2 separate regions of the Mus musculus genome follow, and region 1 is linked to region 2. A link is a loop called in an ENCODE intact Hi-C map of the cell type or tissue named here. Cell type or tissue: heart. All regions are shown on one strand. Each heading gives the region's core, and the rest is flanking DNA. Links, peaks and the distances in the headings are about the cores only.

Region 1 (2,917 bases), core at 172-2,671, 210 kb after region 2:
CCTACTATAACCTGCGACCAGAGCTGGTGGTTGCTCTGTCTGTGGTTCAGGACCGGGGCGTGTGGGGGCGATCCCACCCTAAGGTGGGCAGATTGCTTTTTCTGCGGTCTGTCCCTGGGCCTCAAGGTCAGCTCCAGTTCAACCTGCAGGGTGCGCTTAAGGATTGGAGCAGCAACCGACTGAAGAACTTGGACTTACACTTAGAGATTCTGGTCAAAGAGGACAGATACTCCAGGGTAACTGTCCAGCCCGAGAACCCCTGTGACCGGCTGCTCCGCTCTCTCCATGCCTCGCTGCTGGTGGTAACCCTCAATCCTAAACACTGTCATCCTTCTTCCAGAAAAAGGAGGGCGGCCATCTCTGTCCCCAAGGGTTTCTGTAGGAACTTCTGCCACCGTCATCAGCTGTTCATCAACTTCCAGGACCTGGGTTGGCACAAGTGGGTCATCGCCCCTAAGGGGTTCATGGCAAATTACTGTCATGGAGAGTGCCCCTTCTCAATGACCACGTATTTAAATAGTTCCAATTATGCTTTCATGCAGGCTCTGATGCATATGGCTGACCCCAAGGTCCCCAAGGCTGTCTGTGTCCCCACCAAGCTCTCGCCCATCTCCATGCTCTATCAGGATAGTGATAAGAACGTCATTCTCCGACATTATGAAGACATGGTAGTCGATGAGTGTGGGTGTGGGTAGTCTCGGGACTAGGCTAGGAGTGTGCTTAGGGTAAATCCTTTAATAAAACTACCACCCCACCTTTGGCTTATGCTCTCTTGAATCGGACATGTCTGTCATCATGGTTCATGAGCCCCACAATTACACACATTTGTGTATGACTATGGACCCCTTGGTGAGCTTACTTAATTTGTGCTCATTATGCATAGTAGCTGGGCTTCTTGTTCTTGTTTGAAACAAGGTCTTATTATACATCTTTGCTGGCCTTGAACTCATGGCAATTCTCTTTCCTCTACCTCCTGTGTGCTGGGATTACAGCTGTGTGCCACCAGGACCAAAAAAAAAATTTTTTTTTTTGAAACAGGAAACATGGTCTCTATACCAGGCTGTCCTATAACTATGTAGACCAGGCTAACCTCAAACGCACAAGAGATCAAACTGCCTCTGCTTCCTGAATCCTAGAATTAAAGGCCTGCCCTGTACCATATTATATCCAATTGTATATCTTAAGATTTTAAAATTATTTTGAGAAAATATAACATAGAAAAATTTACGTGAGCTTTAAAAATGTTCACTTGTTTGTTTTATGTGTGGGTGCTTGTGTAAGTGCACGGTGTACATGCAGGAACCCGTGGCGGCCAGAAGAGGGAGTCAGATCCCCTGAAGTTACAGGTGATCATGCGTCTCCTCCATGTGGATGCTCAAGTGGGTCCTGCACAAGAGCAGGCAGCGCTCTTACTGCTGAGCCAGTTCTTTTTTCTGTGTAATCCTGGCAGTCCTGGAACTCACTCCGTAGACCAGGCTGGCCTCGAACTCAGAAATCTGCCTGCCTCTGCCTCCCAAGTGCTGGGATTAAAGGTGTGCGCCACCACCGTCTGGCTTCCTGGGGTTTTCTTAATAAATTTACTTCAACTGAATTATTACAGCAAGATTTTGTTAAGGTGTTTGAATAGATATTGGATTATGTGTACACGTGTTTGATACTTTCCTATCCTTTTTTTAAAGGAATTATTTATTTATTTTTTGTATATAAGTACACTGTAGCTGTCTTCAGACACACCAGAAGAGGGCATCAGATCCCATTATAGATGGTTGTAACCTACCATGTGGTTGCTGGGAATTGAACTAAGGACCTCTGGAAGAGCAGTCAGTGCTTTTAACCTCTGAGCCATCTCTCCAGCCCCCTATTTTTTAAAAAATAATTTATATATATAAATATATGTATTATAAAATTATATATAGAAATAATTCTATTTTATGTGCATTGGTGTTTTGACTGTATATATGTCTGTACAGGGTGTCAAATCCCTTGGAACAGGAGTTATAGACAGTTGTGAGCTGCCAGGTGGATGCTGGAACCTGACCCTGGGAGAGCAGCCATTGCTCTTAACCACTGAGCTGTCTTTCCAGCCCAATTCTTTCTTCTTCTAATTAGCTAGAGCTGACAGCTTGGCACAGCCCAGAGTTATTATCTCAGGGAGACTCAATGGGGAATTGCCTTGATCAGACCGGCATTCGGGTTATGTCTGAGGACATCTTATTGATGGTTGATTGATGTGAGAGGGCCCAGCCCACTCTGGGCAGTGCTACCCCTGAGCAGGTGGACCTGGGGTGTATAAGAAGAAAGCTGAGAGGCTAGAGAGATGGCTCAGTAGTTAAGAGCATGCGCTGCTCTTGCAGAAAACCAGAGTTCAGTTCCCAGCTCCCATGTACTCTAGTGCCAGTAAATCTCACACACACACACACACACACACCTAAAAATAAAATAAATAAATAAATAAAATAAGGAAGAAAAGAAGAAAGAAAAGCAGGTTGAGCAAACCATGAGGGAAAAGCCAGTATTCAGCATTTCTCCATGGTCTCTCCCCTTCAGTTTCTGCTTCCTGTTCCTCTTTTAAGTTTCTGCTCTGACTTCTCTCAGTGATGAATTGTTCTCTGGGGTGTAAGATGAAAGAAGTCCTTTCTTCTCCAGGCTGTGTTTGTTTGTTTGACACAGCAATAGTAAAGCAAAGCAGGACCTTTCTATAAAAGTTATTAAAAGGGAGGCTGGAGAGAAGGCTCAGCAGGTAAGAGGTGACTGTGGCTAAATTTTGTGCACTGGAGTTCAGAACCCAGCAACTATGTAACAAGCCTGGTGTTCTGCAAACACCTCTCACTTTGGTTCTGAGGGGTCCTACACTCTCTTCTGTACACACACACACACACACACACACACACACACACACACACATCTGGACTTTTTG
Region 2 (2,917 bases), core at 179-2,678:
TGACCTCTCCTGGCTCCTACATGCATGTAATGCGGATATATATATATACACACATACACGATAGATATTAATAAGATAAAAATATAAGATGTCATTGTCATTCTCTCTACTTTTGTGTTTGAAATTTTACAACAGAGCTTTTAAAAAAATTAAAAAGAAATAGTAAAATGTTTGCTATCATGTTTTGTGTATGTATCGTTACCTAGTATCTTTAATTTACACTACATCCTTTTTAATTGTTGTTATTATTTCATTTACATTCCAAATGTTGCCCCCCTTCCTGGTCCCTCTTTCCAGAGTTCTTCACCCCATCCTCCCTCCCCTTCGCCTCTGGGAAGGTACACACACATCCCAGCATTCCCCTTCCTGGGGTATCAAGTCTCTAAGGAGTAGGTGCATCCTCTCCCACTGAGCCCAGACAAGGCAGTCAGTCCTGTGTTACATATGTGCAGGGCCACGGATCAGCCCGTGTATGCTCTTTGGTTGGTGGCTTAGTCTCTAGGACCTCCCAGGAGTCCCCGTTAGTTAATACTGTTGGTCTTCCTATGGGGTTGCCATACTCTTCAGCTCCTTCAATCCTTTCCATAGGGGTCTCGAACTCAGTCCAATGGTTGGCTGTAAGTATCTGCATCTGATTCAGTCAGCTGTTGGTAGAACCTTTCAGAAGACAGCTATGCTAGGCTGCAAGCACAACATGGCATCAGTAATTGTATCCGGGTTTGGTGCCTGTGCGTGGGATGGATCCCAAGTTGGGCCGGTCATGGGATAGCCTTTCTTCAGTCTCTGCCCCGTTTTTGTCCCTGCTTTTCCTTTATACAGGAACAATTCTGCGTCAAACCAAATCCAGAAAGCAGCAGATTTTCATCCATTTTACAAAGGCGTTGAGATAGCAGCACCTCTGCTCTTTAGCTCCCTCTACGAATCATTGGCCAACTATAAGAGGCAGCCTATAGCCACCAGGCTCCAGGTTTCTGCTTCCCTTAGTATATTTGTCGTCCATGTTAGGGGTGGGGGGGCGGTGTCACTAAACCGGCATACAAATGACTCATGTGTATCATGTTCATCAGGCAAAATGTGAGTTCTTATTTGAACATCCGAAAGAGGAAGGAAAAAAACAAACAAACAAAAAAACCTACCACTTAAAGATTGTAGTCCCTGGAATAAAGAACACAAGTATAATAAAAGTTCTCTGAGTAGTTTGCATCTTCTTGACTTTTTTTTCTTTTTCAGTTTATGCGTTCATTTTACATCCTGATTAATTTCTAAACTATGTAGAGAACCGAGGCTCGCTAGGGAGACGAGAGCGAGCGTTTAGAGCGAGGCTGGGGCGGGAGTCGCACACCCAGGGAGGCCCAGCGATGGGTCTGTTCCACCTTAAGAGGCGCCAGCCTCTCCCCGCTCTGAGCAAGCTCTCGGCTCCGCCCACCCCGGTGTCAGCCCGGCCCGGAACGCGGAGGAGAGGAGGGAGGAGAGCGGCGGTAGGCGGATGGAAAGATCCGCGCCCCCGGCTGCCGGCCCAGCGTCCGGGGCTGGGAGCGCAGCGCGGGCTCCGAGATAGACCCGCGAGCCACTGCAAAGGCGGCTGAGACGGGGCCCGCGGGGCCATCCCGGGTGGGCGCCGGGGCACCAGACTGGATCCGAGATAGACCCGGACGCTGGCAGCACAGACTGTACAAAGTTGTAACTTCCCCGGTGCCCGGACGCCTAGCGTCAAGGCATTTCCAAAAAGGGGGGGGGGGCATGCCTCTCCTTTGTCCTGACTGGTGGAGTTGAGCATGGGCTGGGCCCTGGACTGAGCGAGGGTTGGCCACCTGGGTAGTCCATCAAAGGATGATGCGGTGAAGGGTGGCCATTTGGGGAGGAAGTAAAGATTATTTTGGTACCTCCTCCCCCAGTTAGTGATTGGCGGAGGTTTGCCGTGATGTAAAACAGGGCATAAAAATGTCCGTAAAGGTACCGGGCCTATTGGCCGGTCTCTCAGGGAGGAATTCTAGGGTGGACCGTGAAGAGCCAGCCGACGCTGGTTTTGTAGGGGAGGACCAAATGGGTTGACACCCGGAAATGAGTTAGGAAGGGAACTCAGGGAAAGCGAGGGAAACCGGCTCACCTACTTTGCCCTCACAAAGGTCATTTCCTGCATGGGATCGATAGTTTCCTGTTTACTTACTCCTCGGGAGGGAGCGCGTACACTGGCTTCCTGGAATATACCCGATATTCACACTTAACTTTTGAGCCCAGGCTTCCCTTTTAGTCACGGTACCAACGGGAATGAATGAAATGGTGAAAAGGAAACGCAAGGGATTTATCTCCACGTAGAGAACGGAAATGGAGTGGGGCTGGAGGTTGTCTTTCATGCACGCAAGAAGACAAAACTAGGCGTGTTGGCGTACACCTGTGATGTGAGGTGAAGGCAGGATGAGGATGTTCAGAAGTTCAAAGTCATCCTCGACTACGTAGAGAGAAGCAAGTCTGGATTAAATTTGACGATGGGGGAGGGGCGTATTGATGGTTGAAAGTGAAAAGAACTCAAAATAAACTAGCTTGGTGACTCACCCCTTTAATCCTGTAGTTTGGGAGGCTTGCAGGCTAATTTCTGAATTTGAGGCAAGCCTGCTCAAACACAGCGAGATCCAGGACAGCCCAATTAGACTCAAAAAAAAAAAAATCTGAACTGAAACTCTTCTGCATAGGCAGGCACTTCACTCTCTTGTGTCTGGGACAGGCAGTGCATACACAGAAGAAGACAAAGTATGAGGGGAAAGATATTATTTTTAAAGATGCCCTTGTATGTCTTATGAACCCTCCCCACTTTTTAAATTCTCACTTAACCACTTGTGTTATAAAAATAATTACATGTGTTCATTAATTCATAATTAAATTTTGAAAAGAAGGCAATGAACTTGAGTTTGTTGGTTTT

The links. Peaks named below come from ENCODE experiments on the same cell type or tissue, not always from the same donor. Only the 100,000 strongest peaks of a DNase experiment are listed, where the experiment ranks them.
Region 1: a loop joins it to region 2, with 3 times the contacts of the local background. A loop is called at or near these places in 2 of 42 quality-filtered maps.

What each region holds. Positions count from the first base shown.
Region 1 is chr6:122,604,084-122,607,000 of GRCm38, reverse strand. Gdf3 (growth differentiation factor 3) reads left to right here. Exons shown (of 2, transcript NM_008108.5): 2 at 1-1,598. The coding sequence ends at 695. Among named protein-coding and RNA genes, the nearest start is that of Apobec1, 3.1 kb to the right of the region's middle. In heart, for the core only: a CTCF peak has its summit at 1,305 (motif pointing right); no DNase peak of the experiment used is centred there.
Region 2 is chr6:122,809,965-122,812,881 of GRCm38, reverse strand. No RefSeq gene overlaps it. Among named protein-coding and RNA genes, the nearest start is that of Foxj2, 8.8 kb to the left of the region's middle. In heart, for the core only: CTCF peaks have their summits at 904 and 1,511; DNase peaks (open chromatin) are centred at 701, 1,431 and 1,861; H3K4me3 peaks cover 2,392 bases; H3K27ac peaks cover 2,396 bases.